2 separate regions of the Homo sapiens genome follow, and region 2 is linked to region 1. The links are chromatin loops, found by intact Hi-C in ENCODE. Cell type or tissue: mammary epithelial cell. All regions are shown on one strand. Each heading gives the region's core, and the rest is flanking DNA. Links, peaks and the distances in the headings are about the cores only. Region 1 overlaps MACROD2 (mono-ADP ribosylhydrolase 2). Region 2 overlaps MACROD2 (mono-ADP ribosylhydrolase 2).

Evidence for each region. Hi-C counts contacts between places; a loop is a spot of excess contacts. Peaks named below come from ENCODE experiments on the same cell type or tissue, not always from the same donor. Only the 100,000 strongest peaks of a DNase experiment are listed, where the experiment ranks them.
Region 2: a loop joins it to region 1, with 2.1 times the contacts of the local background. A loop is called at or near these places in 1 of 110 quality-filtered maps.

What each region holds. Positions count from the first base shown.
Region 1 is chr20:15,823,068-15,839,137 of GRCh38, reverse strand. All of the region lies in intron 8 of MACROD2 (mono-ADP ribosylhydrolase 2), which reads right to left. Among named protein-coding and RNA genes, the nearest start is that of KIF16B, 740 kb to the left of the region's middle. In mammary epithelial cell, for the core only: no CTCF peak of the experiment used is centred there; a DNase peak (open chromatin) is centred at 7,747.
Region 2 is chr20:15,698,708-15,714,777 of GRCh38, reverse strand. All of the region lies in intron 8 of MACROD2 (mono-ADP ribosylhydrolase 2), which reads right to left. Among named protein-coding and RNA genes, the nearest start is that of MACROD2-AS1, 780 kb to the right of the region's middle. In mammary epithelial cell, for the core only: a CTCF peak has its summit at 5,592 (motif pointing left); no DNase peak of the experiment used is centred there.

The sequences.
Region 1 (16,070 bases), core at 6,634-9,133:
ATAAAAAATTAGGCTTTCACTAACATTTGAGATTTAAGCTGAAATAGGAATTCTACATGTAGAATGAGGCAAATATTACCAATAAACATAACAGGAAATAATTTGGGCAAAAGACAGTGCATATGTCTATATCTATAGTCATATCCATATATAAGCACACAGTTTACATATGCATACACATGTATGAGTTGAGTACCCAAAGCCGTCCTCCAAACTGTCTGGGCTTTCCATTGTACCTCTTATACTAACTGACTTCTGGGAAATCATTCTTATTTTTATAAATGCTTTTATCAAATGAAACCAGACTACAAGCTTACAGTTGCATTAGTCCATTTTATTGATGTATTTATTTAAAAGGTTCAGTCTGTCTTATATCAGAACAACTTTGAATGCAAAAAATGATGCTTATCACTTTTATTTTCCTATGCTGCTTTTGTGCGTGTGGGATCCAAAAACTCATCAAAATCTAGCTGTGCTCTACCGGATTTTATCTCACAGTCATTGTGATGTAGCAACACTGGTCAATCTCTTCTCAACAGAGCACAATTGCCATAGAAATAGCTAAGGGGATGAAATACAATTGCTGAAGAATAATGAAGTGAAATGAACCCCCAAAGCTATCTTTCCAATATAAATCACAAAGTTAAGTTGCAGTGATCTGAAAACAGAATTTAAGGATGTGTGCAATCCAGAAAAAGCTAATTGATGCTTAATTTTTGCATCACATCTGGTAAGGATGTAATTAAGGGCTCCACAAGATGGAAACATTAAACATTTTGCATAGAAAGATAAGAAATGAGAATATCACTATTAGGATAAAAGCAACTTCCTTCTCTTCCCTGGTAATGTGAAATAATTTCTCCTACACTGAAGAGCATTGGGAGCTTCTGAGTTTATTGTTTACTTTGTTCCTTATTAGAGAGGAAATCCAAGTGTTACTAAATTAAAAGGAAAGAATGGAATGTACCACAGCCCCATAGTAAAAAAAAAGCTTGATATTCTAGGTCAAAAGCTGCCCAATCTTGACAAGAAAATTAACCTGAGTAGATCTCTGGAGTATTGAATATAATACGGTATATGAGTTTTTCTCAAAATTTTTAGTCCCATAGATTTATGACACTGGGGTAAGGTGATAGTTCCTACTTAGTGCTACAAAAACTCAAGTGCCAACAATCTGAAAAGTTCGCTGGCTGATGATTTTAGGATATCTGATTATTTTCAATTGATGATGGGCTAAGCAGTTGATGATGGGCTAAGAGTATCACAAAAGTTGCATGAGATTCAAATTACAAAAAGACTAAACAGGAGGTTAGGACCAACAACCACAGGATAAGCATCAGCTTCTTTCGTACATCATCAGAGATAGACCACAGCTTTTGTAACCAAGAGGAACCTAAGGTGTCTGTGGTCAGAAGCAGCTCAGAGGCCAATATATATGTTAATAAAATTGTTTTGTTAATAATATGGGGCAAATCAAGTTTCCAGAAACTCTTGAGTTTCTGGAGGTAGAAATGAAAGGCTGCACTTTGGTGACCTGAGGAGGAAAATGTGTAGAATGCGGCAAGTTGGAAAAAAACAGATTGATGGGGCTAGTGATCAAAAAAACAGACAAGCACCTGAACATGATACAGTGTCTGCTACTGAGGACACAGTAGAGCCCTCGAGGGGTTCTTGTGAGGACAAGAGAGGCTCATGTTGGAGGTAGATACGAGTCTGTAGTGTTGCAGACAGTTAGCTAAGGAGAAAGTTGAGAGACCAGTTCATTCCCACACGGAGAAAAGGGGTCCCATTCAATAAGATTTTCTGTGTCTCACTCCACAGAATTTCTCTCTCTTTTAAAAGATCCGATTACCCAAGCAAGTTCCACAGAGCAAATCTTAGTGCATATTATACTTTTGAAAAGGCATTTATGGTTAAACAATATTAAGAAACACTGCATGTTTAACTTTGTTTAAAGGTTAAAAAGGGGGCTTCCTTTAATATCTTTTTTTTCGTCTACTATCCTTCATGGTACAGCCCTGTCCATCAAAACCTATTTTCTTGGCAACCTAGAGAGAAGCCTGCAGACCAAGTACATATGTGTGCTGGTGCACACAGCTCATATTTTTGCAAAGAAAAAAATGTTATCCTTATTGAACTCCAGCTAAGTCCCTTTAATGCTCTGATTCAAGAAGACATCCAAAGGCCCATTCCTTGTGGTTTCCATTTAGCAAGGCAAACCTTATAGGCACAATCTTTGTAATACACAACTGGACTTTCTACAAAGAAATAGCTGTGGTCTACTTGCTAAGCTTCTGCCCAATTAGACCCATATTGCTTCCTTGAAAACTCTTGAGGTTTACCACAATTTGGTATTGCTATTCTTACTGCGCAGCTCATGGAGGTTGATGCCAGATCATGTTAAAGTGGTAAGTCCACCAGCCACTCACACATCAGAGCTATTACGGATAGTCAATCCCTTTCAATACATCATTTATGCTTTGAAAGCAATTTGTAAAATGAATAAAAGCAGCTCTGTGAATTATAATAAAATTACAGAAATTATTTTAAAATTGAGCTGCGTATTCAGGTAAATGAATGCTTTTTCTTGTCAACCACATGAAACTAAACCAACATCAGTAGATATATTTTGTTATATATCTGGAGAGAATTGTATTTCTCTCTAAAAAGATTATGCCTTCATTGTGAATAAAGGAAAAAACATCCCATAGATAATGACTCTTATGACTCCATTCTGTGTAACTGACCACCAATTGGTTGTAATGAGATTGCTTCTGCAGAAGATAAAGGTTTTAAGGAAGGAGTGTGTGTGTCAGTCATAAGGGGTTTGTTGCCACAAATACTTTCCAACTTTCATTCCATGGCCAATCTGATTCACATCTGCATCAAATCCATTTACCCTCTCCTAAGTAGAAAATGGAAACAGTTCTGTAATCTCCAGAGTACTATCAAAAGGTAAAACGTCACTATTATTAGATACTCAGCCTGAGTTTGAGAAAGGCAAAAGACTGAGTTGTAACCTTACTTCTTCCACAGGAAATATAAGAGTCACCCTCATTGCACAATTTCAGGACCTGGGGTCCCATGTGGAAATGGACTTGATCTGAGGCTTCTGCTTCTGACAGCTCTGCCTAATGGCCTGTGTTCCCAGGGGCTTCTTAGAAACAGAGCAGATTGTGGAGGGAAGGGAGATAAACTGGCATTTGATGCATGTGGCTTTTCTAGGCATTCTGCAAGCAACTTTACAGGTTTCATCTCATTTAATCCCCACAAGCACAGTGCATATTAAGTATTGCTGTACCAATTGTGTAGATGAGGAAACTCAAAGCTCTAGTGCTAGTTTTTGATGCTTAAGATGAATCTAGCCTGGAGTCATAACTCATTATTATACGAGTTGATTGACTTTGGACAAATTAACTGCTCTAAGCTTCAGTTTCCTCATTATTCAAATAGGGATCATAATATTTCACATACATGTAGATATAATATTATAATTATTCTATCACTTACAAATAGATATAATAATTGATATTAATAATTATTGTTAGTATTGTCATCCAAACATTAGTGTTTTAACAACATACCAATGATATTATTACTAATTTACTACATTAATTGCATACCAATCATCTGGCTATGTTAATTAGAATGAATAATATAATAGTTAATGGTGCTAATACATTAATAATAATGCCAATAGCTGTTACTATTCATAATACATTATTCATATTGATATTAAGTATCAGGCAAGATTTCAATGGCAAACCCATTTTTTTTGACTCCATAATATTGGTTCCCATGGAAAAGGGGGGAGGAAGAAATTTGTATTAATTATGTATTGCCAAATAATAAATAATTTCAATAAGTAATTACTGAATTAATAATTATTATTTATTATCTTTCAGTTTCTATAGGAATTTGGAAATGGCTTGGCTAACAGGTTTTAGTCAAATATTGAGGCTACAGCTATCTGTAGGACTGACAAAGATTGAAAGGTTTGTTTACAAAGTGGTATTCACATGGCTGAGAATTTGATGCTGGCTATTGGCAGGAGGCCCTGGATCCTCTCCAATTGAGATTGTCTGCAGGGTTGCTTGAGTATCCTAATGGCATGAAGGTTGGCTTCCTCCAGAGGGAGAGGTACACAAGACCAGCCAGAAGCTGCAAAAGCCTTTTATAACTTAGCCTCAAAAAGGAAACATCATCGCTTCTACCATATTCTCTTGGCCTCATCGTTAGCCATGATTGAAATGGGAGGGGAGTGCGATATTCATGAGCCATGAATGTCAGTGGGGGAGAGTCATGGGGCCATGGTTAAGGCTGGCTACCACAAAATGTTTAACTAACAAAAATAAACATTTTTTACAAAACAAAACAAAATGTTTTACTACAAAATGTTTAAGCAAAAAAATCTATGAAACTGTTTAAATCATCAGAGTGTCTAATATGTGCCAACCTTCAGGGTTGCAAAGATGGTTAGATAGAATAATAACCATTGAAGAAATCCTCGTTAAGTAGAGGAGTCAGTCGATAATAAACAAAAATTAATTGAAACTGGACAGACTTGTATATGATGAGATGCAAGCAATGTATATGGGGAAGCTATGGCAGCACAAAGGGAGAGGGGTGAATCTAACCGGGGCAACGGATAAGGCAATGAAAACCATAGGATTTGATCTTGGCCTTAAGAAATAAAGAGGTACTTGGTAGTTGGGAATGGGATTTAGGCTTGAGAAAAACTACAAATGCTGGAAAATACGCGGTGTGTTATTTTATTTTATTTTGTTTTGTTTTATTTGAGACAGAGTCTAGCTCTGTCGCCCAGACGGGAGTGCAGTGGTGCAATCTCAGCTCACTGCAACCTCTGCCTCCTGGGTTCGAGGGATTCTCGTGCCTCAGCCTCCCGAGTAGCTGGGATTACAGGTGCCCACCACCACACCCAGCTAATTTTTGCAGCGTGTTTAAATAACAACGAGTAATTCTGTATGCTTTATAGTAAGCGGTGAAGGCAAAATCTAATTTAACTTTACAGGACACAGGTAAGTTTCTGTGTTATAGACTCACTGAATTGCAGTATTCAAAGAGCTGGGTAGATAATCTAATTCCAATCCTATCATTTTAATTGAGGGGCCTGAAGATCAGACTTTGCAGGAGTTACCCAAAGTCACCTGGAAAGGGGAAGCACTGGAAATAAATACAGTTTACTGCACATCCTGGCCTCCTCTTAGTATCAGACCAAGAAACCAGTGACGATAAGAGTGAGTGACTCAAGGATGATCATCAATTAATGGTCACGTTTTTAATGAGATGAATTTGGAGAACAGCAACACAGAAATCTATTTATAATGATGTTAATTTCTTATATTAAAAATGTACCTTAGGTATTGGGGATCTCCACTGATGAAGATGAGTCAGTCCTGCTTGGTAAATCAAGTACTTGGCTGCTTTAAACCTTTATTTTCTATAAAGAGCAACAGCCCTGTTTTAAGAATATCTTTCTTTGCTATGTTCATTCCATTTTCTTATTTTCCCTTCCTAGTTTACATATAAACCCAAAAGCACTCAAAGCACGTTTCTCAATCCTTCATATTAGGAACAATTAAAGCCAATACAGGATCTTTCCCTAAGGCATTTTGAGCTGATTTGCCACAGAATTCCAGTGGATTAAATCAGAATGTTTGTGTCTGCTTCCCACACCCCTACATGCATAGAACATTTCCACACATAAAAACTGTCATGTGTTAAACAAGGGCAGCGGTTTAAAGCCTTAAGCATTAATGAAGTACAGTGTAGAACTGAATTGAAGAAAGAAGTCGAAGTGTGGGGTGCATCTGGCTGCCATGCTCACAGGCTGAACAATTCCCAATTAGTGTGCGTGTGTGAATTTGGACATTATTCTCATTTGAGGGTTCTATTTTCAGCCATCAATTATAGTCATTAACAATGATGAATGCTGGAAATAGTTGTACTACACTGTGGAGCTAATTTTAAGTAAATGTACCTCACTTTCTTCTGCACATTTTGGATTACTGTAGAATGCCATGTTAATGGCTCCCAAGGGGCTGTGCAAAAAGGAGACTTTTTTCCAGATAATTTTACACTGAAAGGGAGAAATTTGTTATTAAGGGACATTTTGTCGTATATTCCACAGGTTATTTATCATATTTGGTTAAAACAATCAGAGAAGGGGAAAGGCTCACAAAATTCAACATCTTCCTTCCATCAGAATTGATGACTATAATTGTTTTGCAATTATAAGAGCCTGGCAATTTAAGGGATTTTCCATGTTACGGAAAGGTTATCAAATGTTGGTGCACATAAGAATGGTCTGGACAACTTGTTGAACATGCGGGTTCCAGGCTGCACTCTCAGAGATTTGACTGAGCAGGTGCCATTTGCCTGTCACTTGTCTCTTCACCCTCGGCTCCATGCCCTGTTCGGCTTTGTGTGCCAGGGATGCACATGTCCCTGGTGACATGGCCCCGTAGCTTCCTGTTACAACATGAATAACTGACAGAAGCCTGGCAATTTATAAACGGGAATATGTATGGGTGTTTTTTCCTCTCTCTTTCTGTTTCAGGGGCACCTGTGGCAATGGCTGTACTTTTTCTGAAGTTCCAGTCTACATGGGACAGTTCATCCCTTCATGGTCTCAGCTCCTGTCTAATGACCTTGGCTTCTGGGCAGGTGACAGCACCACCCCCTGTATTTTTTCCATTCCAGGGCTGGTAATGGTTTCCTGCCATTGAGAACATTTAGGTTGCCTCACTGTCTCCCACTTGGCTGTCTTCTTTAGCACTGATGGGAGGATCTGGGCAGCATATCACAGTATCCCCAAAGAGGATCAGACCCTGGAATGTGGCCACCCCACAGGTTGTCTCCCTCTCTTATTTCTAACTTTGTGTTCCTTCACATGCCACACACGCAGAGAGACACATAAAAATTCACTGAGGACTGCAAAAAAAATTAAAATGCAACATATTATTTGGCCACTGACATCCATATTCTCAGTATTGGAACTTTTTTCCATTTTGAACCATTTTTTCCATTTGGATAAAATCAAATCATGCAGGTCCGACAAAGAACATACGTAGGTAAAACTAATCTGGATTCTCAGCTCTAGTCTCAGTGTAAGGCTTAGATATTAAGTCCAACAAACCCTTGAGATAGCGGTGTGACATTTAGATAACATTTTCTGTGAGAGTTTGCTAAACAACACAAACATATCAGCACATGAAATCAGGAGTTGGGAATAGGTCACCTGAAGATGGATTTTATTTTTCTTTAACATGATTGCTTCCCAAATAAATGCCAGGGACACTGGACTGGCTTTGCTATCCAGCACCTGATAGTTCAGAGGCAGAGTCTGAGGAGTGACTAGGTCACAACAGTCAGGTGTGTTCACAAGGTCCTGAGGCCAGGAGGAAGAAGACAAAATCCTGGGCACAATTCAAGCAATGTCAAGGGAGAAGAGAAGCTCAAGTTGTGAGCATGGACTGTCAGAGACAGAACAGGCAAGCAGAACCTCCAAGCTGGGCAGGGGCTGAAGCAGTCAGGAGGATGGACCATGAAAGGAATAGGCACAAAATGAATGAAGGTGGAGGAAGAGCTGGTGCAGGTCACCCTTGGCTCAGCAAAGACATTCTGCATACATCTTTTTTTATGGATGGGTCAAGCCAGGGAGACACATGCAAGCATTAGGCTCCTCCCTCCAGACATTGCACTAACTCTTCAGGTATTCAGGTTTCATGAGTTAGTTCTTCAAGCCAGCACATCTCTGACTAAGGTAGGAAAAATGCCTTTAGCTGCACCTGGCAGAAGAGCAAATCACAACAATCTAATAGACTCAGGACTGACCTTCCTTGATATTACTTTGGTCAAGGTACATAACACAGCTCAGCCTCATGAACTCTTTTTGCAAATGGGGTCTATATGACCTGTGGTAATTAAGAAACATGAGAGAACATCACCCATAAAGGAGCTCTAGGATCACTGTCATTGAAATCCAGGGTGTTATTATTATGTTTTAAAAGGGCATTCATGACTGGCTTAGTAGCATCCAATGTCTTCATATTTCAAAATTCCCATTTTGAATTTGTGTTAGTCCTAAATAATATAAATACTTTGAGTCTTTAAATCTAGTCAAACAGCCTGATTAGACCACATGGCCCAACAAAGGCCTTTCCCTGAACAGAAAAGAATGCTATATGACTATCACACTGCAAATATTCTAAGAAAAAACATCAACTTCTAATGTGTTATATACGCCTACATATCTATAACACATAAATGATAGTCATTTAAATTTGTATGGTGTTTTTTGTTTGCAAATAGCTTGATGTATATTATCTCATTTGATGGATACATTTAATTTCCTTTTCATAATATGACTTAAGTTGAAAAAACAGAAGTTTAGAGAATTTGATATCCAGTAACAAACAACACAGGACAAGGTATTTTGGTCTCAGAGTGACTGATTTCTTTTATTCTACAAGCTCACACACAAAAGAGGGATTCTCCCAGGTCAATGTGCAAATACTCCCCTTTGGGAGTCTTCATTCATAGTTTTGGGTACTTCCGCTCCTCATTCTGTGTCGTTTAATGCTTACTTACTCTCTTTGCCAAACGACTTGACCTATGGGATTTAGTGCATTCCAACTCCTCAGGGATCCATATTAAATGAATGAACAGTATTGAGACAAAGATAAAACCCTGGCTATGGAATTTTAGATATTGACACCAGCCTAGATATTTAGAAAGCTTTATGGAAGATCGGAGTTATACTGGCATGTATTGATTCAGAGAGATTTAAAAGGTTTTCACTTACTTATCCTATGAAAGCAGCCCCACCTTGTGACTTTGTATGCTGTGGATGCCTCTTCTTGCTCTATTTCCAACTGGGTTACCCTTGATTTGGGAACGTTTTATTGAAGTATGGATATACAAAGCAGAAACACTTAGCGTTGACATGATCTCCACCTATGTTGTCCACTGTGGCAATGGGTCCCACAACACATATATGGCTGCCCACCACTTGCACTTTCATGAGAATACAATGTCCTTAATTGTCTGGCACCTTTCCTCCATCCCCTCAAACCCGTCCTCCGTTCTGTTCATACACACCTGCCTGCAGACTCTGGAACATGCCATCATTTTGCCTTGCAGCTGTGTGCATCCTATTCCTTGAGTCTGCAAAGTCTTTTTCTTCATCCTTCCTTCAAAATTTCTTCCTTCCAGATTCAACTCCTGCTTTAACCATGCTCCTCTAGGCTGAGTTAGTTAAATCCCTTCTGTATGCTCACATTGCCCTTGTATAGCTCAGCTGTAACACTTATCATATTGTTTTGCAATTTTTCATTCACCTGTTATGTCCACTGCTTGCCACCCTCACCCAAAGGAACTTAAGAGTGTGACTGTGGAGAATGCTTTCTCTGTGTCTCTGGCACTTCATATGCTTTTTGAATGAGTAAAACAAATAATGAATGAATGAATAAGTTTATTGAATGTAGAACTTAAAGAGGATCAAAGATGAGCTCCCCATAATTTGGGCCTTTGAATGAAGGAACCAACTGGAGCCTACTTGAGAATCTTCAAACAGCATCTTCAGGACAGCTTGCTGGTCAAGGGGTGGGACCAGGAGATCACAGTTGTCATTACACGTAGTTTATAGTATCTACGGCCTGGATGAATGATTTGTGTTTTGTTTTTAGATCCATGTTTTCCATGAATGATTCTACTTAGTTTGTAACTAGGTGCTAATTAAACCATCAACTGGTGAGACAACACGGAATACGATGTGTTCTACTGATAAGTTGCTGCAATGGATTTCCTGGGATAGGAGAGAAGGAGAAAACCTTACAGCTAAGGGACATGGTAAAATCTGAGTATAAGATGGGAAGAAACTGTTAAGCAATAGCTTCAAGCAGCATAGGCAAAGTTCTAGGAATGCTTTTTGAGGAACAGTAATATCCTTTTCCTGTAAATATATATCCACTCTGACACCAGTTCAACTTCAGTTTTTTTTTTCCGATAATAATCAGATAAATACCAGAACAATCTACTCCACCTAAATACTGACTGGGGCAAAAGGTAATTTTTAATTGAATAATTATTGAACATCATTGAAAAGAATTGTTTGTAAATAACAGGCAGGTGAAACACCAACATTTTAAAATAACAATCTTCTCTAAAAAATTATGGTATTTACAAACCATTGAACAATCACAGCTCATAGGATTATTTCTGAACTTAAAGGATGTCCTGAGATTAAAGCATGTAATGCAGTCATGCATCCCCACTATTTATTCAATAGATATTTAAGTGCCTACTAAATGTTAACCAGTTTTTCAACAACAGTATAAGCAGCGTGTTGCTGAACACAGGTAATATATGACCACTAGTGTTCAAAAACTTAACATGTAATGACGAAAACCAGAAAACACATTTTAGATGGCCCTTTGGAATGTACCCAGTGAACCCAATCTACTCATGGGTGCATTGCCACATAGGACAGTAAAATCCACCGTGAAAATATTTTAGCTTTTGCATGTGGAATTACAAACTCATCCAACAAACTGATCTTAATTCTGACATTTGTTCATGGCTTTAAATTGGCAGAAATCTGATTTTCTTCCCTTCAAGAGCAAATGTCAGTATATTTGTTACCTTGTACCTTTGAACGGAAGTAGAGTAGAATCTGATCATTTTGAGGGGAGGCAGTGGTGTTTCTGGAACATATGAGAGGTAAGTTTAAATTTGGCCATCAAACTTTTTTCTACTTTCATATATGTTGTAAACACTTATCACCAAAAAGAAACCAAGGCAATGTGAAATGACCCTACTTGTCCCCAAACTAAGTTTTATCCATATTTTATTAAACTGATAAATGAGAAAGATACATTTATGGTATACAATGTGATGTTTTGATATATGTATACATTGTGGAATGATTGAATCAAGCTAACTAATATTCATCACCTCATATCCTTATCATTTTTGTGATAAGAATATTTCAATCTACTCTCTTAGCAATTTCCAAATACACAACACATTATTAATTACAGCCATCATTCTGTACAATAGACCTCCAGAACTTATTCCTCCTGTCTAACTGAAGCATTGTACTTCTAGATTTTCTCTGGTAATGTACAAAGATTCTAAGGTAACTGTTCTAACCTGGTATTAGTATGATAAGTGAGCTGGACCATCCAGCTGAAATTCCTGAGAAGTCTCCAGAAGCCATGCATTCTGGGCTAGCAACTCTGTCAATTCTTCAGGCAGGTGAACTTGCTCCATTGCTGTGGAGATGCACATTTCAGAGCCACATCTACCACAATGCCCTATGCAAATGGCTAGTTAGGGTGCCTTGGCAGTCAATTAGCATGAAAGGTAGTCAGCACCTCCACAGTCTGCTGTTAAGAGTTTAGTTCATGCTGATAACTTTCTAGATGATTGATTCCATTCATTAATTCTGGAGACCTCTCCCAAAGTCCCCCCTCAACCCCATCCCTATAAACAAAAGAGGGAAAGGCAACGGACAAGGAGAATAATATTTATTCTTCTTCTAAAGGTATGTACGTAAACATAGCATTTTTTTCTTCCATTTCAAAGAATGTCAGGTAGGTTTTGAAGAAACTTCTTGCAATTTTCATCTTATTTCAAAGAACATCAGGTGGGTTTTGAAGAAACTTCTTGCAATTTTCATCTTATTTCCTATGAAGAGTAGACTTGTACAGAATATTTTGTTTCTTTAACAGGTGTGTCATAGGAAAAGGTATCTGAGGTATTTAATAATCCTTTTATCTAAATAATATCTTATATACATAATCTCCCTTAATATTTATTGAAATGATCCAAAGTCTCCTCTTGAATTGGGTATAAATCATGGATATCTTTATTCTGAAAAATTAGAAAAATGAGTCTGCAGTCAAGTGACATTCACTGAAGTACTACCATAGTTTTTCTTCTTATCTTTGAAAAGCTTTGTTATAGACCAATGACTGCTGGAATGAAGGTTATATCTGTGAGGAAGATGGCAGTTTTTGAAAACAGTTTCTAAGGAAGAAAATGGCTTTCAAGAAACAGCTACCCAAAAGAAAAGTTCTACCATTTTTAAGGCAATTAGTTCACTATTTACCATAATTCAGGGCTCCATATTCTCACTAATAATGACAAACACACCTTATTTCACTTATTATTCCTTTAACTGTTCACTAGTACTGGAATATGTTAATGCTGTAAGAGCTAAAGTTCATATGTCAGCCACATTTTTTGTTATTAAAAATGCTGAGAACTTTAGAAGGACCGTAGCAAACACATATGGTAGAAGTAAATGCCGTATCATTTCAAAGATAAGCTTCACGTCACATTATTTTGTTACTTATATTTTTCCTAATGTCCATTGTACAGACACATTTTCCTCTTCATATTTTGCACTCATATAATTTATAACGCATTATACTAAACACCTTTGTGACAAAAGTAGTTTGATAAAAGAATTTGTGTTCAGGAGTGCCTTTACTTAAGCTTTTTGTAAAAAACAAATCCATTGACTTTGGAATAAAATAATTTCATAGCAATAATGTTTCAAGGTAGATGAGACTTCTTCTCCATTCAAAAGCTTAAAAAAAGCTTTGAGTTAAATAATGTTTATTCATAAAATGTTTGATTTGTAGGGAAAACATACATCTTTATGGAAATGTCTGCATTAAAGAACTTCTAAAACCTCCAAGTTCTTGAGAGTCTGGCATATGCAGTAGAACTTAGCACATAGTATGTTTTCAGTAAATGTGGTGTTTTTTCACCTTTCCCTCCCCAACACCTCCCACTGCCACTTCCCATCCCCCATGCGTATTCCCTTATCAGAGACAACAACAATAATGTGAAATAATACAATTTGAAGTGAGGTATCTGAAGTCCAGAGATTCCTTGCAAATGTGTTGGTGTGTGTAATTAACAATATCGGAATATTTCTTTAAATTAAGAATTACAAATATCTGTGCAAAACTTCTCTTTATGATCAAAGTTTTATATTACTGTATTTCTTTATAATCACAGATGTTTAAAGGCAGACAGCACTGCCTTCTGATGAATCAGTTGTTTCCACTGGAATAGGTTGAGCAGAAGTTTGGTAATCTTCAGGATGGCCCTGGATGAGGGGGAATTCCTGCAGAGGGTGTGAAGTTGGATTTGGGCAGAGAATTTGAATTTTATAGATAAATGAAGGGTGCTGAAAACATTGACTGCTCTTCATGAATCTCAACTTTTTCTTATTCCAGTTAAAAACATACATCTACATACATCACTGATATCTTCTCTAGCCATCATGCCAAAAAGAAAGGATATTCCAACACCAAGAAAGCAAGAACTACAGCGTCTCTGAATAGCTAATCCTCAGAAAATCAGAGGTGACAATTCTTACAAAGGAGAATATGCATCATTGTTGTAGTATATATTCAATACATATCATTAGTATCTATCTATTGCTGGGAACAACTTGACCTGAAATGTAGTGGCTTTAAAAAACCATTTTATCTGGCTTGAACCCAGGAGGCGGAGCTTGCAGTGAGCCAAGATTGGGCCACTGTACTCCAACCTGGGCAACAGAGCGAGGCTCTGTCTCGAAAAAAAAAAACCAACAACAAAAAAAAACCATTTTATCATGTCTACAATTGGATGGGTGGACTGAGTTCAGCTTGGGTCTCAATGGGTCTCAATGTAAGTCAGCTGGCATTGGCTGGGAGATCAGCTTCAGCCTTGGACCAGAGCATCTATGTGTGGCTTTGCCATGTGGCTTGAGCTTTTCATAGTATGATGCCTGTGTCCTGGAAGGGAGTGTCTCAAGAGCAAGCATTCAACATAGGAGGCAGAAGCTTCTAGTCCCCCTAAAGTTTAGGCTTAACCTGGTTCAGTAGTCACAAGGGCTGCCCAGATTTAAGAGAAAAGGAAAGAGATGCCACCTTTCAGTGGGGGGCATGACAAAAAATTTGCAGACATTTTTAATCTCTCAAAACCATTATTCTTATGTTTTTCTCATTGTGCTTTGGCCTGGTGAGAACATTGTCAAAGATTGGCACTTGTCAATGGACCATCATTAGAAAAATCACAGGTGGCCTAAATCACCTCAACAAGTCACACTTCCAACTCATAAATTTATTTATTTTCTTAGAATAAGTAAAAACTCCACAGTTATGTACCTTTTTATACTTATTTGGCATCAACTCTCAGAAAGAAATTTATCTTAAGAACATATTCCTTCACTAAATCAACAAACATTAATGAGCGTCTATTCCAGGCATGGTTGAGTGGTGGATATAGTGAATTAAGTCCTCACACAGGCCCTGGCCAAGAAGAGCTTGCATGAGTAACTAAGTCTTTTCTTTGAAGGGATATTTCCATGGACAGTGTCTCTTAATGGGTGGGGGAGAGCTGAAATACTCATCGGCTGCATATTTGTTCCCCAAAATATTATACCAATCATTTACTTCCTCATGCCAGGCTACACTGGTGTTAAGCTCTTTTCACAGGCCACTCAGCAAAGCAGAAGAATATCTAGCATCACTATGTCATGAATAGGCTGCAGTAACCATGCAGTGAACTTCACAGACTGGGCATAAAGGGTGAAGAAAAAATACTTTGCTTTCCCGCCTTCTAAACACATAATTTTCATTCAAGCTTGCATTTCCCCTCCTATTCTAGAAAGTAACAAATTGCCCTACAGATCTCTACAAGAGCCTATAGACTTTTCCAATGAAATATACACTGGCAAGGTAAAATAACCATATCTTAAAATAGCATTATATATCACTGATATCTCACAAATATATTGCAATTGAGAAAATAACACACACATTCACATACACAAACACACACACGCACACAGAGAGAGAGAGAGAGAGACACTTAAGATATGTGATTTATCAGTGGGCTCAATGAAATCACCAAAATTAAATCAATTCTCCCCAACCCCCAGCTTGGTAAGAGTAACTTGTACAATTGATCAGGAAGCTGTACAGTCAATTCAAGTCCATCACTGACAGCTGAGCTTATCAGTGAGACCACCATAGCCACCAATTGCTCAGCAATTAATTGGATCTCCCTCTGGTCTATCCAATTACATCATTAAGAAATAACCAGACCAACCATTTTACAGTCTGGTTACTCCAGTTGTCTTAATGACTGAATTGGATTGGGCTGCCCAGTGATTTCATCAGTGGCTTCACAATTGGCCTGTAAATGATCAAGACAGCCAGTCATCCATGGCCAGTGTAATTTCACTAATAAAGTGGAGCTGTCTCCTCATATGCTGCAGAAGCACTAACAGGATTGTTTTCACTATAAGCCATGGCCCCGTCTGACACGAGGACATTTTCTGACAATTACACAGCCATATGTACATTTGACCAGCCTGCCCATGGCTTAGAATAACTCTACCACCTCCAGTATGGAAGCTGCAGTGTTACTGAAGATGCAAGTCCAATTAAGTGAATTGCAGTTGCGAACCAAGCATGTTGATAAATAGTTGGAAACTTACGAACGCCGTGATGACCGCTATTTAATGTAAATCTCTTTTTTTCCTGCTTTCAAAAGAAATAAATGACCATTTCTTCCTTGGCTGACATGTTTGATCAAAGAATGGAATAAAAGCATTGAAGAAGTAGTGCTTTTAAAAGCAATCTAGTCATTCTTGGACTATAAAACCTAAATTACAACCCCAGATTTTTCTGGCAGATATGTCTGTTCAATGCAGCTCTTTTCTATTCAGCAGATATTGGTCTTATTTTGCAAATATGATTTGCTTCGCATAGACAGCTATAGACACACACACACACACACACACACACACACACACACACACACACACGAAGAGCTCACCTGCTGCTATCTTATATTTTCCTGTCTTTCCTTAGTGAGTGCTTGATTTGAAAAGTGCAGATTTTAAAGTCATCGTTAAAGCTATTTTATAGTTCACTTTTGCTTTGTCATTAGCAATACTCTTTCAAATATTTATCCATGTTGCTTCTAAATAAAATGCCCAAGCAAACATTTATGAGGCATTTGTGAATATATTT
Region 2 (16,070 bases), core at 4,606-7,105, 120 kb after region 1:
GCACATATTAGTAAAGTATGTGGCACATATTAGTAAAATATATGACACATATTTATTAGTAAAAATTTTTAAAAAGTATATGGCACAAGTTTGTACAAAGATGCTTCTCCTGTAGGCATTTTATTGATGTGTCATAGGAATACAATGTCATTAGATTCAGAGTGAGTGCTTCCCTATGAGGAAGGTGTTAAGACCCTAATCAAGCCTAAAAGCTCTATATCTCGTTAAGCAACTACCCAGCTTCTCTGTTTGTCTTACCATCCCCCAACTTTTCTTCTTAGCAGGAAAGAGCCTCTGCTTGGTTTCTTAAGTATCTTTGGCTTCTGGCTACTTATTCCACTTTTCTTCAAATCTCTACTTCAAATATTTTTAAAAGTAGCTTCTGGAAGAAGGTGGCTAAAATGTCCTTTACCAGAGGATTTAAGACAATTATGCAGGAAAGGGATAGTGGCAGGAGCCAGGGACTTCTTAGTGGAGCAAAGAATCCCATTTCCAGTGAATTTCTCTACTCAGAAAACAGGGGAAGAGAAACCTTACAGATCTACTTAAATCATCTTAGTTCTGTGGTTGGCCCTTGCCAAGGAGATAAGCAGATATATCAGCAGGCCTGGGTTGACTGGTTTTTGTTTGCTTGTTTGGTTGGTTATTTTTAATGTGCATAGTTAAACACACTAATTTAGGGCCAGGTAGAATTTCTGGTGGGGCATGGTTATAAACCACTGCCTCTTTTTCCATCATTTATACCGTGTGTGTGTGTGTGTGTGTGTGTGTGTGTGTGTGTGTGTGTGTGCATATGTGTGTGTGTTTACTAGAACACATCTACTGCTGGCTCCATATCCCAACTTTGTCTTCCGCTTTGATCTTCTTAATCTTAATAACCTTCAGCCTTCCCTCCTGGCCCCTTGGATTTCATGGACTATGAGTTTTCAGTGTTGCTGTTTAACTTCTGTGTTTACCTTTTCACCCTTTGGTAAGATCATTTTGGTCCCTAGTCTCCTGCAACCTACCCCTGACCAGACCAGACCCTGATATGTTGTGGCTCTGTGTCCCCACCCAAATCTCATGCTGAATTTTAATTCCCAATGTTGGAAGTGGAGCCTGGTGGGAGGTGATTGGATCAAGGAGGTGGTTTCTAGTGGTTTAGCACTATCCTCCTTGTGCCATCTCATGATAGAGTTCTCACGAGATCTGGTTGTTTGAAAGTGTGTAGCACCTCCTCTTTCTCTCTCTCTCTCTCTCTCCTGCCATCGAGGTGAAGACATGCCTGCTTCCCTTTTGCATTCTGCCATGATTGTAAGTTTCCTGAGGCTTTCTCAGAAGCAGAAGCCTGTATAGCCTTCAGAACCATGAGCAAATTAAACTTCTTTTTCTTATAAATTACCCAGTCTCAGCTACTTCTTTACATCAGTGTGAGAACAGACTAATACAGAGCTGAAGCCCAGAACTAAAGTTCATAAAGCAGGAGATTCCGCTGCTTTATAAGTACTGAGAACCAGAGCTGATCGGAGCATCTTGTATAGCAATGGTCTTTTTTAAACTCTGAGATACAGACTCTATATCTTTGAAAATCCTTTACTAAAGATCCTCCTCTGCTGCCATTGGTATTGGTGGTCAGCACCATATATTTTTAAACATTCTCAGCCTGAACGGCTTTCTGTGGCTTTCTTCTTCTCTCTGCAGAATGGTATCTGGCATCTCAGGGTATTAATAATCTATCCAAGAAAAAATGTGACAGAGGAGTGCCTGAAGCCAGACCCTTAATGACTCAGGACTGAGAAACAGTACCAGGTAGAGGCCAGATACCAGGATTTAGAGTGAGAATAGTGGAGGTGAAGCCTAGTTGCACTGCATATGAGATGCAGAATCTTAAGCAAGTCATTCAGCCTCTCCAGGGCTGTTTTCTTATTGTCAAAACAGAAAATAATTTTTAAAAATTACTTAAATGATTGGACCAGGACCACATCAGGTAAGACATGTGGACAGCTTTCTTCATTGTCAAAGGGCTAGTATATGGATGGTGTTCTTATTACCAGGGCTAGTGATGCTGCAAAGGCAAGGTTAGGAGACCATAAAGCTCTCAGCCTGCCAGGACTGAAAGAGGGAGAAATGGCAATGGAGACAGGCACTGGAAGCCAAAATGAGAGCTGCCCTTCCAAGCTTGGATGACAAAATAAAGCCACAGTATAGAGAGTTTGGGTTTCCAGGTCTTTTATTTTTTTTTAAGAGCAACTTCCCTGGCTCTTGCCTGCCCTGTTAGTGATAGGTCTAGAACAAATAGAGTGAAAAATAAGATGTGTAATCTGATCAGTAAAAATTAGTAGTGGTGGGGGAGGTGGCAGTGGAACCCTTGGCCACATCTTCTTAATCAGCTAAAGGCAGATGGAAACCAGCTGGGCCAGAAGTTCCAAGAAGCATCTTCCAAACCCAGGGTCATTCGGCCTGTGGGCCAACTCCAGTTCACCATCTGTTTTTGTGAATAAAGTTTTATTGGAACACAGCTCTGCTTTTTTATGCACAACACAGAGTTGAGCAGTTGAGAAAGACGCAGTACAACCCACAAAGCTTAAAATATTGACTCTAGCCTTCTTAAGAAATAGTTTGAAGATGCCTGTTTTATACCTTTTAGCAAGGAGATATGTTAGTTAGAACAACATTTTGGCTGCTGGATCACATTAAATTAGAAAGTGGCATCACCAAAGAATAGGACTGGTGTATTCTTGGAAATACTCTTGTTCTGTCGTCTTTTTTCAAAGCGAATAACCAAGGATCAGTGAAGAAAGAAACAGTTTCTTAGTCATGCATTTTAAGAAAGGGAGTAGGGAAAAAAATTCAAATCAAATGCTTGAAACCCAGGGGGCTGAAGAGGAAAAAACATGCTAATGTTATTTAGAAAATGTTGTCAGGTGCCCACCCCTGTCGCAGTTACTCTCTCTTAATCAGTAACACAGAGATTCAGCAAAATGGGAACCTTCATGATTTTCACCTAAGAAACTTCAAGCAAAGGTGCTATTACTCTAAAGCAGGGAGTGATACAAGCCAGTTGTCAGAAAGTGGATTGAAAGTGTATGCTGGTAGGAATGTAGTACATACTAGCATCGACCTGTTTTTTACATTTCTGTGAAATCAAAGCTCAAAAGCCACATGTACTGGTAAGGAAAACACACGCCATTTCCCCAAGCTGCAGCACCTGCTGCAGTCTTACTGGGATGTGCTGGCAATCACTCCATCCGGCAAGGAGCTCATAGCAAATGGAGGCTCTTTCTCCCGGGGAAGGCCAGCAGCTGATCGAGGCCAAGCAGGGAGAAATGAGAATGGCTAACCTGACAGTTAAGGCTTGGTTAGTCTGTGGAGGAAAGAAATCATTCTTGATATACTGAGAAGTGAGTCACGGACAAATGCCCAGAGACTTACACCTGCACAAAGCACCTTTCTTACCTTTGTTTATATTTTAGCAATTAACATACCACGAGATAAGAAATTACTGGGCATTCCCTCCCCTCCCTGTAACTGAACAGAGATGTGCAACCCAGTGTCCGCTGCTTTGGAAAGCAAAGCGAAAGATCAATGAGAAAATAAGCCTTAATTCACCTCACCCACACCTATACACATTCTCCCTTGAAAGCCTATTTACCGATTACCTGTCTTCAACACCCTTCACAGACTTGGAGAATTCAAAACGGGGACACCGGAGCAGGAAACATAAATCACTGGTAATGCTAATACAAAATATTAAAGCAATAAAATATAAGTGAATTATTTTTCCTCCTTGTTATTCCCAATACAATTTAATTCTGTTTCTATAAAGGGCTGCGGAAGGAAACAGCGAAGATAAATAAAATGACTTCAGGAAAAGAAAACTTTGCTCATGTGTTTGCAAAATGCTGGAGCCCCAAAAGTAGTCTCTGGGGGCCAATACATCATTGTCCTTGAGGCCTCTGGAAGGTCAAGACTGGAGGCTACTTAGAAACCGGTAACTCAAAGATCTCGTTGGGACAATTTCCGCCAAAAACAGCAGTGACAGACAAATATGTGTTATGAAAATACTACTTTGCTTTTTTCAGGTTTATGCAGACTTGGTGATTTCAAAAAAAATGTTTTGTGTGTAAAACAACATAATAAAAGAAAATCCTGCTACTTGACAGGGTTTCCTTTAATGGAAAGCCTTTTTCACGCCCATAAACACTTGATGCCCACATCTGTTAGAGATAAAATGAGAGTATAACTTCCCTTTTGGATGAAGATCTTCAGGGTTCTGAGAGCCCATATAACATGCTTAATGGAGACAGCAAAAAATGCCGTAGATAAAGTTTCCCTGATTAAATTAGTACTCTATTGAAATTTAAAATTTTATGGACTGCCTCAGGTACTTTATATATGGCTTTGGGAGTATGTTTATATTTTAATTCTGTGTATAGCTTGCTGTTGTCATTTTAGGAAGTCAAAGAGCCATCTAGACTTGTAGTTTTTTGAGGAACCTCAATATTATTCTTTATAATGGCTGTACTAGTTCACAATCCCAACAGTGTATAAGGGTTCACTTTTTTTGCATCCTTACCCGCAATTGTTTTTTTTTTTTTTTTTTTGTCTTTTTGATAATAGCCATTCTAACTGTGGTGAAATGATACCTCATTGTGGTTTTGAGTTGCATTTCCTTGGTGATTAACAATGTTGAACATTTTTAATATATTTCTTGACCATTTCTGTATGTCTTCTTTTGAGAAGTGTCGTACGGATCATTAGCCCGTTTTTAAATCAGAGTCTGTAGAAGCTAAAAAAGTTGACCTTATAGAAGTAGAGAGTAGAACAGTGGTTACTAGAGGCTGAGAATTAGGTAGTAGGGTTGGAGGGTTAGTGAGAGACTTGCTAAAGAATACAAAATTAGAGCCTGATAGGACAAATAAGTTCTAGTGTTCTATAGTATTATAGGGTGGCTACAGTAAACAATTATATATTTTCAAATAGCTAGAAGAGAGGATTTATGTTCTCTACACAAACAAATATTTGAGGTGATAAATATGCTAATTATCCACATTTGATCTTTAATACATTGTATGTATTAAAACTCTGTACATACCTCATAAATATTATAATATATTTTGTTTTTTCTTTTGGAAATGAGGTCTCCCTCTGTCACCTAGGCGGGAGTGCAGTGGTGCAATTATAGCTCACTGCAGCCTCCAACTTCTGGGCTCAAGCAATCTTCCCACCTCAGCTTCCCGAGTAGCTGGAACTACAGGCTTGTGCCATCATGCCCAGCTAATTTATTTATTTTTATTTTTTGTAGAGGCAGGGTCTCAGTATGTTGCCCAGGCTGGTCTCAAACTCCTAGTCTCAAGCAATCCTCCTACCTCAGCCTCCCAAAGTGCTGGGATTACAGACATGAGCCACCACACCTGGCCTATAGGTACAGTTATTATTTCAATGTTTTTAAAAGTCTTCTATATTAAAAAACATTTAAAAAGATTTTCCCAGAAAAGCAATGCTATTCACTTATTAGATAGCGGGAGCCTGGAAAAGCCAGCCTGCTCCTCCCGTTCACCGCCATCTGCAGGGCCACCACAGCCCGACTTTGCGGTGCACCGCCCCCTGGTGGTTCCTCCTCTGCATGGAAAGCCAGCCTCCCTAGGTGCTTTTCCTATAGGTGGGGATAATAAGATTCCTCGGTTCTTTGCCATCAAAGAACCCTGTAATACCTATCCACTCCTCTCAGAGAAAAACTCCTGGCATTATTCAATGAATTTATTATTATTATTATTTTTAGAGATAGGGTGTCACTCTGTTGCCCGGGTTGGAGTGCAGTCATAGCTCACTGCAGCTTCAAACTCCCAGGCTCAAAAGATCCTCCCATCTTAGCCTCCTGAGTTGCTTAGACTACAAGTATGTGCTACCATGCCCAGCTAATTTATTTATTTATTTGTAGAGATGAGGTCTTGCTATTTTGCCCAGGCTGGTCTTGAACTCCTGGCCTTAAACAATCCTCCTGCCTCAGCTCCCAAAGTGCTGGGATCACAGGTGTGAGCCACCAAGTCCAGTCTACCATGCCCAGCTAATTTATTTATTTTTTATTTGTAGAGATGGGGTTTTGATATTGTGCCCAGACTGGTCTTGAACTCCTGGCCTTAAGCAATCCTACTGCCTCGCTCCCAAAGTGCTGAAATCACAGGTGTGAGCCAGCATGCTGGGCTCAAGTCGAGGCATTATTGAACAGGGTCTGGCTCCCTCTCTGGTGAGACCTCCCACTATCTTCTCCTCACTTGCTCTGTTTCCGCCTCCCTGACTTCCTTGCTGTTTCTCCAGCATGTCTGTGCTCTGTCCCCACTTCCCAGGATGCTCTTTCCCCTACCTGCATGGCTAATTCCCTCACATCCCTCAGTTGCATCACATGTCACCTTCTCAGCCAAGCCCTCCCTGACCTCCCTATCCCCAGGCTCCTGGTCCTCCTTACCCAAATTTTTCTTCCTTCCATAGTCCTTATTTTCCTACAAATTATATAATTTGCTTTTTACTATGGGTATTATTTATTGTCTGTGTCTCCCACCAGGAACTAAGCTGCACAAGGGCAGGGGAACTGGGTCTTGAATAGGCCATGATATACAGTAGTCTCAACATGTATTTTGATGAATAAATAATATATTAATTAATAAATGCCTGAGTAAAATAACGATTTCAAATCTCCAATACTATTACAATGCCTCTTCTGGCAGAAGTGCAGAGCTCCTCATTCTCATCTCAGGACCACTGCATTTTCTGCTTCTTCTGCTTGAAACACTTTTCCCTCAGAACTTGGTGACACTGCGTCCCTCTCCACAACTGAGTTTAAGCATCACTGCCTTTAAGAGAAGAACTCGGTGACCACTCACACCATGCAGCCTTTGCTCTTCACCCTCTATTCTCTATGGCATTTGCTTTCTCATCTTTCTTATCACACTAATAAATATCTAAAGGGATTTTTTTTTTTACGTTTTGTAAGTATTTGTTGTTTTTGTTATTGTTGAGACAGAGTCTCACTCTGTTGCCCAGGCTGGAGTGCAGTGGCGTAATCTCTGGTCACTGCAAACTCTGTGCCTCCCAGGTTCAAGTGATTCTCCTGCCTCAGCCTCCCAAACAGCTCGGACTACAGGCACCCGCCACCACGCTCAGCTAATTTTTGTATTTTTGTAGAGACGGGGTTTCCCCATGTTGGCCAGGCTGGTCTCAAATTCCTGAACTCAAGTAATCCGCCCGACTTGGCCTCCCAAAGTGGTAGAATTACAGGCCTGAGCCACCTTGCCCAGCCTTGCAAACATGTTTTGATATCTTTCCCTTTCCACTAGAATATGAAGCTGGGGGCATGGACAGTCTTATTTATTAATCACCATATTCCCAGTGCCCAGCAAGTGCCTGGTATACTATAGAGGCATGATAATTATTTGTTGATTTTGTTGACTAACTGAATACTGAATGATTTACAGTCACCTGGTACAAGTTATCAGGACTTTAGTTACATATCTCCCCTGAGCATACCCTCATGGTAAAATGGTGATGAGCTAATTGATCTCTGGGGAAGACTTTGAGAAGGACTACTTAAATTCCTCATACTCGTTTCCGTCACCCAGGATCAGGTGAGTGTATGGCACCACTGATGTTTTCATGTAATTTACTATACATGACTATATGTATGTATGTATATACATAAAATGAATATGTTACTGTGTAACTTACTATCTATGACTCTTAGGGCAATAGAAGAACCATGACTTTTTATCTGGAGGGTTGATAACCTTTGTAAATCCAGCTACAAAGAAATATTTATCCAGAAAGCCATCCAACTTAGTCCCTTTGATAGCAGCCCTTGGTTTGCCAATCTGGACTTGTAACATCAGGGCCCATGAATCACATCCTGGCCCACTTGTGAAAATCTTCCTGTGATGTCAGTTTCAGAAACTCTGAATTATCATGAATATCATAAATATAAATCTTAGATCCACCTCCTTCTCAATACAGAATGAAATGTTGAATTATGATGGTGATAAAGAAGCTTTTGATTGACATGAAGGACTGGATTGTTAAACTGGATAAATTTTCATCCCCTATTAGTGTGCTATTTTATGTGTTAGTAATAGAAAGTTATTTGAACTTTTTGGGATTCGGTTTCCTCATCTGTAATACAAAGCATTGGAATTAACGACGTGTAAAATTCCTTTTCTATGAGAGAATCAGAACCAATGCAATTACTCTCTTTTTATTTTATGTTCCTTCATTTTTCATAGGCTTAATTTAACAATCTAGAGACTTTGTGCCTGTTCACTTGAAAATTCTCCTATAGAGTCATGGAATTTTTGAGAGTGTGAATTATTTTCCATCACTTCTCACAGTGCGTAACCAAGAAGCACTCAAAGGACCTTAGTAGTCCCTCACCCCATCACTTTCCAGGTATAAGAATCTTATGTGCCGTCTACTTCAACCCTTTCACTTTACAAATGAAGCAATGGAGACTAACAGAAGTTAAGAGACTTGCCAAAGGTCACCCAGCTAGTAAGAGGCAGAGCTTAAAGGAGAGGTCATATATTCTGACTGTATGTGGGTTCTAGCAACTCCAGCAAGCTACCTTTATTCTGCCTTTTGCAGTTACTAAAGCTGAGTAAACGAGATAAGTATCCTTATTTCCTCTGAGCTCAAACATTTCTAAATTAAACAAAAATGCTTTCCGTGATGCTAACATTTATAAGGCAGGCATGTAACAACATCCTATTTAGGACCAAGACTGACTTTGACTGGCAGATATAAAATATTTGCAAAATATCTTTATGTTTTTAAAATGACTTGGATAATTTGGCAAAATGATCTGATGTGTTTGCTAAAAGAAAAAAAGTACAACCTACATTAACAAGCTTGGGATAATTAAGAAACCATATTCATTTATGGAAAAGTTAGTTTGCTATAGAATTTCAAAAATTACTATAGCATATCTATACTTATTTATAAATTGAAGCAGCTACATCCTGTAAGAAAAAAAAAGGAAGGTAAACATTTTTCTCTGAATTGGTCTTCATTGATATTTCCAAATTACATGTTGTAAAAGATGCTTTGGATCTGGGTGCCATGGCTCGTGCCTGTAATCTCAGCACTTTGGGAGGCTGAGATTTGAGGCTAGGAGTTCAAGACCAGCCTGGCCAACATGGTGAAACCCATCTCTACTAAAAATACAAAAATTAACCAGACGTGGTGGAGGGTGACTATAATCCCAGCTACTGGGGAGGCCGAGGCAGGAGAACTGCTTGAACCCAGGAGGCCGAGGTTCCAGTGAGCTGAGATCGCACCATTGCCCTCCAGCCTGGGCGACAGAGTGAGACTCCATTTAAAAAAAAAATGCTTTGGGGCACAATAAAAAATAAAGTATAATTATTCTATCTTAAAATATAGTAGGATGATAATTAAACTGGTGATCCTCAACTTTTGCTTCACTCTGGAATCACCCATGGGGCTTTAAAAAATACCAATACCTGAATCCTCTCTCAAAGACTGATTTAATTGGTCTGACATGTTACCTGGGCATGATACTTTTTCTATTAATTTGATCATGTTAATTTACCTGGTATTTAGACCAACTAAAATTTTATTTTTTTATGAGGAATTGTATTATATATCATAAGGAACTGTAAATAAAACACATCAATTTATAATAGAAAGGTATTTTGAATTTCCTATAATATTTTGAAAGGAGAAAACTTGGGGAAGTAATAATAGAAATTAATAAATGACCGTGAGAATTAGCAGCAGAGTAATCAAGCAGTACACATTTATTGAGCAACTACTCCAGAAAGGGAACTATATTTCACCTCTATGGGTGACTGGAACACCTTCAATCCTAAAGGGGCCTATAATCAAGGCTGGAAGAGGTAAAACATACATGCATGTATAAAGATAATGGGCAGTACCAAAGAGCAATAAAGAAATACTTGAGTGATTCGTGACTTCAAATATTTATGCCTTGCCAGTACTACTGATTGAACACAGCCATGATTCTCTTCACTACTTTTATTTTCCATCTACTTTCAACTCCTATTCTATTTTATGTCCATTTTATGTCCATCTTCTAGCACCTTGCTACTCAAAAGTTGTTCCATGGACCAGGAGCCTCAGCATCACCTGGGAGCTTGTTAGAATGGCAGCATCTCAACCCCACCTTATACCCACAGAATCTCAATCTGCATTTAACTAGGTCCCTACATGATTCATATAAATATTTAAGTTTGAGTAGTACTGCTCTGGTAGACACTGATCTCTAACATCTATCAAATACACCATATTAATATTACTCATACTATATTATGTACTACAATACAGCTCAATCTCTAACGGAGGGTTTTTTTTCAATGCCTTATGCAGGTTTTTGTAGTAGTAGTGGAGGATTTCCTCGAATAGGAAGAACTGAGTTCCTCAGAATGTTTTATTTGTGAACAGGAATTATTTCCTATCTGTGAGTAACTGCTAAAATGTGTGATATTGATAATGAGACCACAGGAGAACAATGGAAGATGCAATTTCTTCAGGCTAAAGGATTCAGAGAAGGTGTCACGGGGAAGATGGAACAGAAATGAGCATTAAAAGGTGGTTAGATTTAGGAAATTAAATAAATAAATAAATAAATAAATAAACAAACAAACATTTCAAATAGGAAAACAATAGCAAAGGCAAAAGCCCTGACTAGAGTAGGAGGGGTTAGGATGGTGTGGCTCCAAGATGGTGTCAGTCATTCTCACCCCCTGGTATTCATGCTCCTGTGTCATTACCACTTTAATTAAGACTGATCTGTGTCAAAAATATAATATTGCTGAAATAATAGAGTGTGATTTCTGGGGCTATATCTTAAAAGACACTGTAAAGTAAATTTTAAAAATTTACAAAATAAGACATCGTGGCTTATGTTTTCTTTTCTTGCCTCACTTGCTCTGTGAGGAGTAGCCTCCGTGGCATGAGGTGAGGTCCAAAGCAATACCAGCACCAATTTGCCAGCTCAACGGTGCATTCACTGTATGAGGATCCTGTAGACCCAGCTGAGCCTTCAGATGAATAATCCAGATCAGCATTGTAAGTGCAACTTCATGAAACACCCTAAAGCAAGAACTACCAAAATAAGCCACTCCCCAGACTCTGCCCCACGGAAACTACAAGATTTAAAAAGGAAAATCTATTATTGTGTTAAGAACACAATTTTGAGATAATCTGTTATTAGTCATCAGTAACTCATATTAGTAGCAAATAATCAATAAAGTTTATTTGGAAGATGGTGAGTCAATCAGTGTGGCTTTAGTGGAGAGTTTATAGACTGGGGGTTGTAAGTTAAGATACCTCCAGGGTTCTGGCAGAAGAATTACAAGAGTGAAGTGACTCCTTCCTGAGTCAGAGAGAAAATAGGAAGTGACAGAGGCTGTGTCAACATGGTAAGCCCATTGCTATCTCCATTCTGGGCAGGTCCATGCAGAGCTGAGACTGTGGGAAATGTCAGGTGGAAGATATAGTAGTGGTCATGGTTTGGTGTCACAATGTGGAATAATTAGAACAGATCTTTATTCTGTCAAGAAGGGTATCTCCTAGGTTTTCTTGCAGAATTCTAATAGCTTGAGGTCTTACATTTAAATCTTTAATCAATCTTGGATTAATTTTTGTATTTGGTGAAAGGCAGAGGTCCAGTTTCATGCTCTGCATGTAGCTAGCCAGCTATCCCAGCACCGTTTATTGAATAGGGTGTCCTTTCCCCATTGCTAATTTTTGTCAACTTTGTCAAAGATCAGATAATTAATTGCAGGTGTGTGGCTTTATTTCTGGGTTCTCTATTCTGTTCCATTAGTCTATGTGTCTGTTTTGTACCAATACTATGATGTTTAGGTTACTGTGGCCTTATAGTATAGTTCGAAGTTGGATAACGTAAAGCCTCTGGCTTTGTTCTTTGGCTTAGGATTGCTTTGTCTATTTTGGCTCTTTTTTTGTTTTTCAGTTCCATATGAACTTTAGAATAGTTTTTTCTAATTCTGTGAAAAATAACGTTGATTTTCCTTGGCAAAGAATTTATGGCTAAGTCCCCAAAAGTGATAGCAACAGTAAAAACTGACAAGTGGGATCTAATTAAACTAAAAAGCCTCTTGACAGTAAAAGAAACTATCAACAGAGTAAACAGATAACCTACAGAATGGGAGAAAATATTCACAAATTATGCATTCAACAAAGGTCTAATATCCAGAATCTATAAGAACTTAAACAATTCAACAACAGCAACAACAACAACAAATCCCTTAAAAATGGGCAAAGGATATGAACAGACTCTTCTCAAAAGAAGACATACAAGTGGCCAAGAAACACATGAAAAAATACTCATCATCACTAAACGTCAGAGAAATGCTGATCAAAACCACAATGAAATATCATCTCACACAAGTCAGAATGACCATTAACAAAAACTTAAAAAAATAACAAGTGCTGGCATGGTTGCAGAGAAAAGGGAATACTTATACACAGCTTGTGGGAATGTAAATTAGTTCAGCCACTGTGGAAAGCAAGTTGGAGATTTCTCAAAGAACTTAAAATAGAAATACCATTTGACCCAGCAATCCCATTACGGGGTAGATACCTAAAGGAAAATAAATCACTCTACCAAAAAGATGCATGCACTTGTATGTTCATCACACCATTGTTCACAATAGCGAAGACATGGAATCAACCTAGATGCCCATCAATGGTAGACTGGATAAAGGAAATGTGGTACATATACACTCTGGAATACTACATAGCCATAAAAAAGAATAAAACCATGTCTTTTGCAGCACCATGGATGCAGCTAGAGGCCATTATCATAAGCAAATTAATGTAGGAACAGGAAACCAAATACCACATGTTCTCAGTTATAAGTGGGAGCTAAACAGTGAGTACTCGTGGATATAAAGATGTGAATAATAGACACTAGGGACTACTGGTTGGGGAGAAAGAGAAGGGGGCATAGCCTGACAAACTACCTATTGGGTACTATTTACTACCTGGGTGATGAGACCATCTGCACCCCAAACCTCAGCATCACCCAATATGCTCCCATAACAAACCTGCATATGTACGCCCTGAATCTAAAATAAAGTCAAAATTACTTTTAAAAAACCTTATTCTGGAGGCAATCATCAATTCATAACTATATTAAGGATATTTTCTCTGGAAATGTTACCTAGAATACACTGAAAGGAGAAAGTACTGAGAGGAAAAGAATAGTTTAGAGATATTTTAATCATGCAAACTTGAAGCCATTGGAACATGCGCTAGAGTTATAGAAATATGAATGAAGATGTTATCCTTAAAAGAAGTAAATATATAATAATAAGGTTACGAATAATTGAAAGTAGAATACCTCAATTAAGATGTTCTCTTATAACTTTTCTTTAAATCTCACTAAATTTTTAGTGCCCTGTTAGAATGTAAGCTCCATCAGGACATCAGCTCCATACTTTTGTACATGACTTATTGCATACAAAACCCAGAATGCAGATTTTTGTGTGGAAAATCACGGATAATATTGCAGGTTTCCAGGCCATAGTCTCTGTCACAACTACTAAACTCTGCCATTGTGGCACAAAAGCTGCTATGGACAATACATAAATAAATGTGAGGTGCTCCAGTGAAACTTACAAAAAGAAGAAAGGGCCAGATTTGGCTCAGGGGCTGTAGTTTGCCAATTCGTGGGCTGGACTAGTGGAGGTCAGCAGTTCTCAAAATTTGGTTCCCAGATCAGCTGAACCAACATGAGCATCGTCGGTTAAACAGCTGAATGGGGCTCAGTGATCTGTATTTTAATAGGTTCTCCAGGTGGTGAATGCTGGTTTGAGAAACATTTGTGTAGGCACTCAATAACACTTATGTGATAGATGAATGAATTAATGATTTATATCTCCATACATGCTAACTTTTGTCTCTATTACAATCATATATAAGATAGTATTTGGGATCACAAAATTATACGTGTGCTTATTAAGTCTAGCTCTGGGTATTAATATTTCATGGTATCCCACAAAGCAGGCCATGGCTTGCAGGCACTTTACCATCTAACGGACTTTGAAAACCACTAATCTAATACAGCTGCCTTGTTTTAAAAGACAACAAAATTGAGGTCTTCTACAGTTAATTAACTTGGCCAAGCTACATGTAAATGCTGAGTTAAGAAAAAACACGCATCTTTATGTAAATAAATATGCCTCACATATAATCTTACGTGTTTGGGCTTGCCAGAGAAACCAAACATTCAGGGGGAAAAATAAGAGAAAGAAAGAAAAGAAACGGGCAGACTGCTAAGCTCAGGAAATCTTGCAGCAAAGGCACTTCGGAGCCGAGTTGGGGCAGCGGCAGAGCAGGGATTCCACGCCCCAAGGGAACAGATGCCCCTGCGAAACCATCGCCAGTGCCGCGTCCTTGCAGCCTGATGCTCCCTCACATCGGGGACTCCGGATCTCTCTCAGCTCCTTTGGGTTGCTCTCTCAGAGAGCTCCTGGGATCATGTCAGACGGGAGGCAAGACCAGATTGCAGCTCTAGACAGAGCAGCATGCAGAGGCTTGCATTGTGAATTTTAGCTTCAGAACTGCAAGAACAAACCAGCAATCCCGAAAGGACTCACAGACCCTCTGTAGGAAGCAGACTGCTCCTGCAGGACCCGAGAGACCCCCAAATATTGAGTGCCCCAACTGCGGAACTGAGAAAGGGAGACCCTCCTCTCCCAAACACACACCCCCACTGGAGAAGCTGAAGGTCTGTTTGCAGAAATTTCTGACTTTACCTGGAGCTGAGTCAAGTTAGTGAGTCGAGTAAAGGTGTGGGGGAGGGTAGAAGAAGCAGCAGAAAGGCCCTGGGGGCTTCCTAGGTCCCCAAGCAGCCCATTCCTGCCTGGCACCACAAGGATCCATTGGAAGGATGGCCAGAGGAGCAGGGGGTAAAACTCCACAGGGAGAAGGAATTCTCTAGTCGAACTTTGTAACAATTTGAATGAGCTGAGAAGCCTCCTGGCAAGAACTCAGGGGAGGGCACAAATCCGGAGTGCAGACGTCACAGGTGGAGGAGGGAAGAACTAAAGCCCTTTCTTTCGCAGCTGGGAGGTGGATGGCCTTGGGCAAGTTTTCAGGCCCGTCTCACCCTCCGCCTGGAAACAAACTCGGGGCTGTGGCAGGGGACACAGCGGCGGCTCTGATGCTTTCTGGAAAGCGCCCCCTCCTGGCAGGAGGCCAACCAGCACAAAAACAGAGCATTAAACCACCAAAGCTAAGGACCCTCACGGATTCCATTGCACCCTCCACCACCTCCAGCAGAACAGGTGCTGGTATCCGTGGCTGAGAGACCCATAGACAGTTCACATCACAGGACTCTGTGCAGACAACACCCAGTACCAGCCCGGAGCCAGGTAGACTCCTTGGGTGGCTAGACCCAGAAGAGAGACAATTACTGCAGTTCAGCTCTCAGGAAGCCACATCCACAGGAAGAGAGGGAGAGTACTACATCAAGGGAACACCCCATGGGACGAAAAAATATGAACAACAGCCTTCAGCCCTAGACCTTCCCTCTGACAGAGCCTACCCAGAGAAGGAACCAGAAAACCAACCCTGGTAATATGACAAAACAAGGCTCTTCAACGCCCCCCAGTAAATCACACTAGTTCACCAGCAATGAATCCAAACCGAGAAGAAATCCTTGACTTACCTGAAAAAGAATCCTGGAGGTTAATTAGTAAGCTAATCAGGGAGGGACCAGAGAAAGGCGTAGCCCAATGCAAAGAAATCCAAAACATAATACAAGAAGTAAAGGGAGAAATATTCAATGAAATAGATAGCTTAAAGAAAAAGCAATAAAAAATTCAGGAAGCTTTGGATGCACTTTTAGAAATGCAAAATGCTCTGGAAAGTCTCAGCAATAGAATTGAACAAGTAGAAGAAAGAAATCCAGAGCTCAAAGACAAGGTCTTTGAATTAACCCAATCCACAACAAAGACAAAGTAAAAGGAGTAAGAAAATATAAACAAAGCCTGCAAGAAGTCTGGGATTATGTTAAATGACCAAACCTAAGAATAATC